Regions from separate parts of the Homo sapiens genome. Here region 2 is linked to region 1. The links are chromatin loops, found by intact Hi-C in ENCODE. Cell type or tissue: CD14-positive monocyte. All regions are shown on one strand. Links, peaks and the distances in the headings refer to the core of each region. The heading gives the core; the rest is flanking DNA.

What was found. Peaks named below come from ENCODE experiments on the same cell type or tissue, not always from the same donor. Only the 100,000 strongest peaks of a DNase experiment are listed, where the experiment ranks them.
Region 2: a loop joins it to region 1, with 2.3 times the contacts of the local background. A loop is called at or near these places in 1 of 110 quality-filtered maps.

Annotation. Positions count from the first base shown.
Region 1 is chr2:134,862,111-134,867,489 of GRCh38, forward strand. It overlaps ACMSD (aminocarboxymuconate semialdehyde decarboxylase), which reads left to right. Exons shown (of 10, transcript NM_138326.3): 5 at 1,285-1,521. CCNT2-AS1 (CCNT2 antisense RNA 1) reads right to left here. Exons shown (of 5, transcript NR_036549.1): 5 at 4,523-5,379. Among named protein-coding and RNA genes, the nearest start is that of MIR5590, 7.0 kb to the left of the region's middle. In CD14-positive monocyte, for the core only: no CTCF peak of the experiment used is centred there; no DNase peak of the experiment used is centred there.
Region 2 is chr2:134,584,195-134,589,573 of GRCh38, forward strand. All of the region lies in intron 2 of TMEM163 (transmembrane protein 163), which reads right to left. Among named protein-coding and RNA genes, the nearest start is that of TMEM163, 130 kb to the right of the region's middle. In CD14-positive monocyte, for the core only: no CTCF peak of the experiment used is centred there; a DNase peak (open chromatin) is centred at 2,387.

The sequences.
Region 1 (5,379 bases), core at 97-5,096:
ACCACTAACTGCCCCCAACAACTGTCCTCCCCTTTAGCGATCAGCAGGGTCCCCTCTCAGGCCTGTCTTCTTAGCCATGTCTTTGCTCCAGTACGGTAGCCAGTAGTCACATGTTGCTATGTGACTTGCATTATAGTTTCACTGTACAGTGGTACTAGACCAGCCTTAATCTCCACCAGAACTTACCTGTCTGGTGACTCATTCCTGCAATGCCTTGCCGGGGAACTGACAAGCTAATATCTTCTGAGACGAGAATGATTTTGAGGTAGGAATAATAATCATGACCTAATATATCACCTCTCCAAGGGAAAAACACAATTCAGAAGGGTAATCCTGAAGTGGGATGCCCTTTCCCAAGTGAATAAATCTCAAGCACTAAAAGTTTCAGGCATGATTTCCAGCCTGTGGAGGAAAATTTTTGTACGTAGCCGGGAATGTGCTAGTCCCTGCTCATCCAAGCAGATACTCACTCTCGTGATTTAAGGAGCAGTGGAAATATCACCTGTTCATACATACTTCCGTGATCTGTGTTCATAAATCCAGTATTAGTGAGTGACTCAGTCTTTGCCTGTTCCTGCGATTGCATTCACTACTTAAAAGTGCCCTGAGACCTCAAAATGCCTGAATTTATCAGATTGGCTACCACTCTGATTAGACAACTGAGGCTGCAGGAGAGGACCAGATTCCTGGCAGTGGGCAGTGGGGTGACAGAGGAAAGTAAACAGTGAAGAAGGGAGCATTAGGAAAACCAACAGTAAACTTCAACTGCCTCAGCATTTTGCCAAGGACAGCCCTGAATGTCACAGCCAACAAGAAGGACAGAGAGGAGGACAGGCAGGGGCAGGACAAGTCAGTGAGCCAGCCTGGCGGCCCTCAATGGGGCATGACAAGGAGGTGCCTTGATGGTGGCCTGGGGCCCTTGGCCAGGCCCGACCTCCTGGGAGGTAGGGGGGCATTAAGATCTTTCTGCAGTTGGCAGTGGCCCATGCTCATTCCATCTCTAGTGTTGGGATACCATGCCAGTAATTGTGTTCTTCCCTTCTGATTCTGGCCTCAATTTTTCCAATGAATCAGCAATATACCTGCAGTTTTCTTTGCTTTACAAAGATTGGCTTCTCGGTTGTCTGTGGCCAGCACCTTTCCCAATCTGTGCCTCTGTTTTCTGATGTGGTAAAGCCACTGAAAATGACAAATATTATAGCCATGAGGAGGCACTGTTCAGAGTGAATGTCTAAAAGAAGTAGGTTTTCAACAATGCGGTTTTCCCTTTCCTGTCTCCACCAGGCCAAACCTGAGGACACTTTAAACCTGTGCCAGCTTTTAAACAACGACCTTGCCAGCACCGTTGTGAGCTACCCCAGGAGGTTCGTGGGTCTGGGGACGTTGCCCATGCAGGCCCCTGAGCTGGCGGTCAAGGAGATGGAGCGCTGTGTGAAAGAGCTGGGCTTTCCCGGGGTCCAAATTGGCACCCACGTCAACGAGTGGGACCTGAACGCGCAGGAGCTCTTTCCTGTCTATGCGGTGAGTAGCGGGGCTGCTCAGCCAACGCCAGCCGCCCAGTGCCTGGGCCGGGGGCACCGCTGGGTGCTGGCAGGGAGGAGGTGAAGCGTCACCCCACTGGGAGGGGAGAGCGGTGTCCACGACTTGTTTGATGTAGGTAGAAGGTGTGGAAATAGCCCCCGCAAAGGAGTGGGCCATTCCAAAGAGGAACTGGTGGAAGGGTTCCTAGGCCAGCACTGAGTTAACAGTGAAATCTCTTTTCTTTCCATCCCCCTTGCCCTCCTTTTAATCTTTCACTTGGAAGACAAAATACCCTCTTTACAGCCACTGTGCAAAAGAATCGTGTTAATGACATACAAATATATATATATATTTTGGCCAGGTGCAGCAGCTCACACCTGTAATCCCAGCACTTCGGGAGGCCCAGGTGGGCGGATCACTTGAGGCCAGAAGTTCGAGGCCAGCCTGACCAACATAGCAAAACCCCATCTCTACTAAAAATACAAAAAAATTAGCCAGGCGTAGTGCCACACCCCTGTAATCCCAGCTACTTGGGAGGCTGAGGCATGAGAGTATCTTCAACCCAGGAGACAGGTTGCAGTGAGCCAAGACTGTGCCACTGCACTCTAGTCTGGGTAAGAGAGCAAGACTCCATCTCAAAAAAAAAAAAAAATCTGCTTTGGAAAAAAAATACTAAACATTTTTCAAAATTATGAAATAATTTGGAAGAAATTATCGAAAATACAGAAAAGTATAAAGATGATAACAAACATTACCCATAATCCAGCCTCCCAAAGATGAGTAGCCACTGTTACCATACATAGTTACTTTCTTGATATACATATATCTATATTTTAATGAACCTGAAATTCTGTTACACATGTGATTTTGTATGCTAATTAAAAATTTCCAACATAAGTGAAAATTCTTTTAATGCACGATTTTTAAATAACTGCAGAATATTCCAATATATGGCTATGCTTTGATTTATTTAACCAATCTGTAATTAAGATATTTTTAAGTCATATATTTTGGAAATGTACTTTAAAATACCTAATAAAAAATAATACCATGAAAATGTTAACATTTGATGAAACTAGGTGGTGGGTATAGGGATGCTCATTGTGTTATTGTTTATACTTTCTATACTTAAAATATCTCATGGTAAAATGTATGTTCAAAAATTCAGTGCCATTCATTTCTGAAATATCCAACTTCAAGTGTCCATAGTTCCACAGTCATCTCCATCAGTCTTCTTCTTCCTCCTCCACTTTCAACTCTTTCTATAACCAAACCTTCTCATCTCAGTACCAGGATTCATGATGCATAATTCTTTACTCAATTGCATTTTTTAATTTTTTATTTCCCTCCTAGAATTATAATAATATTGCTTTCTATTATTTTCATTATAAATGCAAAATCTTTAATAATGACTTAAATAGATGTTTGTGGACTCACCAGGCACTGTGACTACTGATCATTTACTCATTTAGTATTTACTGAGGTCTAACTACAGGCAAAAAATTTTCCATGTTTGTATCTATGGCGACTGCCCACCAGTCAGGAGATTGCCTGTTAAATTGCCTTCTAATGACTTGAAAGATTTAATGTTCCTCAATATACTGAACTCCCTGAAGCTTACTGGCTGCAGTGGTTTAGCTGATGCAGTGAATGTTTTCTAGAAACTTTAATGAGCTTTGAAAGAGGATTTATTTACTTATGCATCCAAGTTGTTTCAGCACAGTGTGATCGAGACTTCAGCTGCAAGTCATTTTAGCATTCATTGGATTTGGGTTTATGAATTACTAAGGGACTTAGGAAGCAACAGCAGCCGGTTGAGGTCCACATGGATATTTTCATTTGTGTGACTAGCTCGACCCATCAATCCTTCTAACTGGGCTGTTTTGAGGACATCCAGTCTCTGAAGGGATTCAGGAGCACATCCTGTCCCCAGGTGACTTATGATGTCCTGGGGGTGGCAGCATATTTGTTTGGTTAGCAAGGTTTGCCTGCCTCTCTGCTCTCTAGTTTGCGTCAATAATGTGCTGAAATGAATTATCATGAGCCAGGTTGGCTTTGTCATCTCAAGGTGATCCTGGTACTCCAAAGGTCTAACTGTCCCCTTTATCTCCTAGACCTCCCTTTTTAGTGAGTAAACCCAATCATACATGCTCAGGTCAGTTTTCAGTTGCAAAAACAACTTCGTTATTGGTATAAGGCAGACTGAATGGTAGTGCCAACTGCCCAGCTCCACCATCTATCAGCCACAAGGCCTAAGTAAGTTAGCTTCTATCTGCCTTAGTTTTCTTCTCCATAAAATGAGGGTAGTAAAAGTGCGCATCTCACAAAAAATTAAACTAGTTAATAATTATAAAATTCTTATAACAGCTTGGGCACATAATAAGTTCTCAGTCAATGTTAATTATAATTGTGAGAGTATAACTTCTTTTTCTATTCTCTACAAACCCCACATATAGAAGGAGATCAACAATATGTTAATTTGAACTGAACAGAAATGAGGGTGGGAGGAGGGTGAGGATCAAAAATCTACCTATTGGGTACAATGGTTATTACCTGGGTGATAAAATAATCTGTATGCCAAGCCCCTGTGACATGCAATTTACCTATATAACCAACCTGCACATGTACCCTTAACATAAAAGTTAACAAAAAAATAAAAAGGAAAAATTTTAAAAAGAAAAGAACCACCAGAGGCACATAGAATAAACTTGTATCCAAATGAGGAGTCAAATCCCACTGAGATACCATGACCATGCACCTTTGCCAAACCCAAACCATCCCAAGAGGTCAATATTTTCTTTCCAACAGGCACCTATTATCAGAAACCAATTAGCTTCTCTCTCTTTAAAAGGCTTATATCTCTTCTGCTACCCAAGACCTGTTGAATTAAAAGTCCTTTCTTCAACTTACCCTTTTCCTGACACTTCCAGAATCCCTTGTTGTCCCAGAATTGCTTTTCCATTTTAAAAATGCTTATGTACACAAGTCACATTGCATCAGCCTGGTTAGCACAAACATTTATGTATGAGGGTAGGATGAATCACTCCAGAACCTCAATATATGTGGTGAGGAATTATTCTAAGGGAAATCTCTTTTGAATCTTGACGAGCACTAATATTCAATGCCTGTTGAGGAGACTTCTTTTAATTAAACTTTTTGTTGCATAAAGGTCATTCCATCCAGATGGTATTTCCATTTCTCAGAAGGCCCTGGAGCATGCCTATGACATTCATGTCAGTGCCTGTCTGGCTAAGGCACTGACCTCTTCCATTTCTGAGGTCATCTCACTCACAGCCAACTGTTCAGAGACTCATCTGGGCTTCTGGGGATGGGTGAATGCCTGTAGACCCCAGGGATTCCACCCAGTGCTGGGCTCTGAGTAACCAGGTGGCTTGGGTCAGGCCAGCCAGCCCCAGCCCAGCACTGAGCCTCTGGCTCCAGCACATCACTTCTTCACTTTCCACAAACTCTGGTTTCCAAGTGGGGAAAAGGAGGGGGCACTCTCGCCCTGACTCCAAGGATACAATCTCAGCAGTCCTTCCAAAAGTGTAGACCAAGTAGGAGCCAGAAGGAGCCAAATGTAGGGGAAATTTTCCCCTACATTTCAGCTGTGGGATTAGTCCTTGAGCATTTTGCTGTCAGCCAAAACATTTGAATGATGGATATTTCCTGACGCTTGTTTTACCAGATGATATATTAAGTTCATCAACCTCAATGGTAAATCTACCAACCCCCTTTGTTAATTCCAAGTGTCCCTTTTATTTTCTAAGCAGGAGAAGTTTGTCAATATCTCTTCTATATAGATCATAAAACAACTTAAAAAGCATTTTAGTTTATTTGTGCAGACCAATATAGACT
Region 2 (5,379 bases), core at 99-5,098, 280 kb before region 1:
ATTGATATCCAAGTATAATTTCTCAACTGCTGCCAGCAGCAGAACTAAGGAACAATGAAAAACCTTGAAATGAAGAACATAAACAGATCACGCTGCCAAGAGACGGCTGCATCAGGGAAGGGCAGCAGCCTCTAGCAAAAACCACAGACTCACTGCCCAGCCATGGTGTCTGAAGCAACATCCACAAAAGCATGTGTGCACTAAGATCCTACAAGGCAGAGGTCATGGAATGAATGTCCAGAGATCATTATGTAGGATAGCCAGGTGGCCTATATGCCTGCTCTATGGTCACCCATGTGAAAAATCACAGGTGAAAAACCCCTCCCCATTAACTAAGTTCCAGGCAAGGCACAATCCTCAATGTTTGTTTGGAAGATAAAGTACCCAGAAACGTAAGTTTCTTGACCATTGCATTTTAGAAGACCTCTCTGAAATTTCTAGTAAAAAAAAAAAAAAAAAAGTACAAAGGCATGTGATAAAGACTCGAGACTCTTGCTAAAGAAATAAGAGAGTCTGGGTGGCCAGAGAGTCTGGGTGGCAACTTTTACCGGATTCAGACACAAATGTTCATTCAAATTATCTATAATGTGAAAGTATCCACAATGTGCCAGGTACTAAGCTTAGCATGTAAACTTAGAGTAGTATTTCCATTTCTAGCTAAGGAACATGAGGCTCACCAAAGGCAATGACTTGTCCAGAATCAAAGAGCTGGTAAGCAGCAGAGTCCAATGCCCAGCTCCAGACCCAGCACCAGTGACCTGCCAACTACTCCACAGACACTTCAGGGACAGGACACTTCATGGATGCCTGGGTATTCTTCATATAGAACTTGAGAGGCCCCTAAACTGTGAGCTCTGCCTGCAGACATTTCATTCTCTTATAACTATGTCACATGTAGAGATCTTTATTAAATCTAACCATCACATTTCAACCCCACCTGGAAACAGGGACAGAAAGAGATGGCAACCTCGTCCTCTTTTTTCTTTTTTAGAGACAGGGTCTCACTGTGTTGTCCAAGCCAGATTCAAACTCCTGGGCTCAAGTGATCCTCCCACCTCAGCCTCCTGAGTAGCTGGGACTATGGGACTACAGGCACAGAGTCTGGCTACCTCACACTCTGGACCTAATAGATTCTCAAGTGATGGCTGCAAATAGAACCATCTAGTAAAACCTTTAGGCAAGTTATTTAATCTCTCTGTTCCTCCATTTCCTCTTAGAGGGTTGTTGTGAGAATCAAATGAGTTAATACATTAAAAATACCTGGAATGGCCGAGTGGGGTGGCTCACGCCTGTAATCCAGCACTTTGGGAGGCCGAGGCGGGCAGATTACGAGGTCAAGAGATAGAGACCATCCTGGCTAACACAGTGAAACCCCGTCTCTACTAAAAATACAAAAAATTAGCCGGGCGCGGTGGCGGGCACCTGTAGTCCCAGCTACTAGGGAGGCTGAAGCAGGAGGATGGCGTGAACCCGGGAGGCGGAGCTTGCAGTGAGTCTAGATCGCGCCACTGCACTCCAGCCTGGGCGACAGAGCGAGACTCCGTCTCAAAAAAAAAAAAAATACCTGGAAGAGTGCCTGGCACAGAGTCCATGCTCAATGAATGTTAGCTGTTATTATCAATATTTCTTATAAACATAAAGCAAAATTGGAATATTTAATTAACAAATAGTCATGTGAAGAACCAGTTGCTTCTTCAAATATTTATTAAATATAAAAGCCAACATTTTAGTATAAATGCCTTATAGTATATGTTCCTCCCAGGGAAGATTTTTGTGCATGGACTTAAGACTTTTTGAAAGAAGAGCCCAACAAAGTCTGGAATGAAGAGCAAGCAAGGCTCTAAGGACCACAAAACAGTGTTCAAAGTTTGGGTCATCAATTCTAAGATGTTTTACAGTTGAGTCAAGATACATATATGACACTGAAATTCTTCGGATGGCACCTGTTGGAGAAATGGCTGTTTCCAGGGCAATTTCCTTTTCTTTAGTGATTCCTTAATCTCAGGCCAAGCTTGTATTAGTTGGCAAGGGCTGCCAAAACAAAGTAACACAAACTAGGTGGCTTAACCAGGAGAACTTTATTGTCTGAGTTCTAGAGGCTAGAAGTCTAAAATCAAGGTGTGAGCACCATTGGTTCCTTCTACAGGCTGCAGAGGAAACTGGCCCCAGCCCTCTCTCTAGCTGCTGGTGGTTTGCTGGCAAACTTTGGCATTCCTTGGCTTCTGCTGCATCACGCTGATCACTGCCTCCATTTTCACGTGGCATTCTCTTTGCGTGCGTATCTGTGTCCACATTTCCCCTTTTCATAAGGACGCTAGTCATGTTGCATTAGGTCCCACCATACTCCAGCATGACCTCATCTTAACTCATTAATTACATCTGCAACAATCTTATTTCCAAAGGAAGTCACATTCTGAGATACTGGGAGTTAGGACTTCAACATGAGAATTTTGGAGGGACACAATTCAACCCATGACAGAGCTGTTGACAGAATCCAGGCCTCGTCAGCCAGGGCTGCAGTGGGATTGGTGCAACAGCAGCAGAACTCCTGGCCCAGTCACGAGACGGCAGGAAGCACCAGTGTGGGCTGTTATTGACATCTGTAATTAACCACAGAAATGTAGCAAGTGGCAGAGGTTATTAGAGCAAGCCATCTTAAGTCAAGCATCACCTATATTTGTTAATTCAATCCACCAGAAAAACCCCAAAGGCTCCTATTATCCTTTCCACACCAGTAAGCTGTAGACAGAGTACACTTCCTTTCCCATGAAACCTGGGCAAAATGAGAAGGGGAAACAGGGGTCTAATTAGGGTAAATCTTGGACTTAAGATCTCATCTGTGAGTCCTGAGAAGCCATGGCCTTTAAAGTCCTGAAAAAAAAATGGCTTAAATAAAAGGTCTACCCTCAACTTTGAACCAAAGTACCACCCCTTGGCAGGGCATAGTGGCTCACGCCTGTAATCCCAGCACTTTGGGAGGCCGAGTTGGGAGGATCACCTGAGGTCAGGAGTTCGAGACCAACCTGGCCAACATGGTGAGGCCCCGCTTCTACTAAAAATACAAAAAATTAGCTAGGTATGGTGGCACATGCCTGTAATCCTGGCTACTAGGGAGTGTGAGGCAGGAGAATTGCTTGAACCTAGGAGGCAGAGGTTGCAGTGAGCCAAAATACGCCATTGCACTCCAGCCTGGGTGACAGAGCGGGACTCTGTCAAAACAAACAAAGAAAAAAACAAAGTATCACCCCCGTGTGAGAAGCTAGGCTGAGAACACCATCCACAGAAAACCTGAACGCAGCAGGCCTCAGTCCCCAAGGCCAGCCTTTGTGCCTGTCTTCCTGCACGTCCAGGTCAAAGGCCTAAGAAGACACAAGAGAACCCAGACACGTGGTTCAATCACACAGTCAGGGCATCAAGAAACTCTGTCTCCTAACTGTTCTAAAACTAAGACTCTAAGACTCTCAATAAGAAAGCAGTTCCTTAACCAAAGAGATCCAAAGGCTTCTGGCTGATGGGATTCTTTTTGTAGGTAACAAAGATGCAGTTTATCCACACAATGTGGAAAACCTGGAAGGCTCCAGAGATATCCTCCTGGGCACTGACAAGAAGGTATTCAAACAAATAACAAGAAGGGATGCACTTCAAATCCAATTACTGCAGAGTGTTTATATTTAATCTACTTTTAGGAGGAAAGCAACTTCACAGTGCTCCCTGTTGTGTAGTATGAAAAATAATCCAGGCAGTTACAACCTCTCTATAAATCACCACATCCAAAGGGAAGGAAAATGTTACAGAAGGCCAGAGAAAATGTAAATGTGAGTCCTTTCAACATCAGCCAGGTTCCTACCCAACTTGTAACATCTCCATAAGCCAAAGTCTACTTACCCTGTGGTCCTACAATTGGCATTTTTGGAACCAAGAGAATTCACCACGTGAATGTGGGAACTATTGGTATCGTTCCAAAAATCCCACTCCTGGTAGAGCTGTGAGCAGATCCTGGAGAATCAGCCAGGCCACAGTCCTGGAAAGCTGCTAAGTTGTTAATGGAATTAACCATTCTCTGGCAACTCCAAAAGAAAACAGTGAGTCAGACAATAAGAAAGGAGGGAAAGGGGAAGGAGATGAATGATTCTGCAATAAAGCCATCGTCCACCACTGCTAAGCTATGCCAATCACACCTTGTCACATCATCATTCATGACAGAGAAGCAAAGTCAAACAGAAAAGACAATTATCACCTTGGGGTCCAATCAGCAGTTCCTAAACCCGATGAAACTGGAGTGGCATGGGCAGTAAGAGAGAAGACAAGGTCATCCCTGGGGACAAGGAGAGGGCACTGAACCAGCATGTGCCATTAACCAAGGCACATGCTCTCTCATGTGCCTTGAGACTCTCTCCAGAGGGACAGTCTTGCATTCACACATTTATTAGATGCCTGCTCTATACAAAGAACAAATGCTAGATGGGGTAAGAGGAAACTAATAGGAGGTATGCATGGACCCTGACCCCTACAAACTCATTCCAGTAAGGCAATGTACACAATGAAAGGTTTGCCTCTCACAGGAGAACAAGGGCCATAGCATTTATTCTTTGATCATGTCAGAATCAAGAAGGGCTACATGGAAGGATGGCAAGTAAACAGGCAAAACGTTGGGGGGGGAAGAGGCCATTCGGTGGGGAGGAAGAGGACCAGTTAGACCAAAGTGTAGAGTTCATGAAGAGCAGCAAACAAAGGAGTAGGGGCTTTCTTTAGTAGGAAATGGGGGACATTTCACATTAGAGGGAATAGGCGATACCCCTCAAAAAGTTTATTGTCCAGCAATGCCAAAGATAAATAGGAAGAGACAAAGGTCAAAGGCAGAGTATAACTATGAGGCTACTGCAATAGTCCATGCACAAGGTCATGACATCCAGAAGTGAGAGGCAGCAGAAAGAAGGGACTGAGGTAAGCTCTGAGGTACAGGTAGAATACACAGGACCCAGGCACTGAAAAGGGAATGAGAGAAGGTAATGTTCAAGAAAGAGGTCAAAATTCAAAGAAGAATTGTTAAAGGCATTTGAACCAGAGCAACTCCATCTTGAATAGGGGCTGGGAAAAATAAGGCTGAGACCCACTGGGCTGCATTCCCAGGAGGTTAGGCATTCTTAGTCACTGGATGAGATGGGAGGTTGGCACAAGATATAGGTCACAAAGACCTTGCTGATAAAACAGGATGCAGTAAAGAAGCCAGCCAGAACCTACCAAAACCAAGAAGGCGATGAAAGTGACCTCTGGTCGTCCTCACTGCTCATTATACACTAATTATAATGTTTTAGTATGCTAAAAGACACTCCCACCAGCACCATGACAGTTTACAGATGCCATGGCAATGTCAGGAAG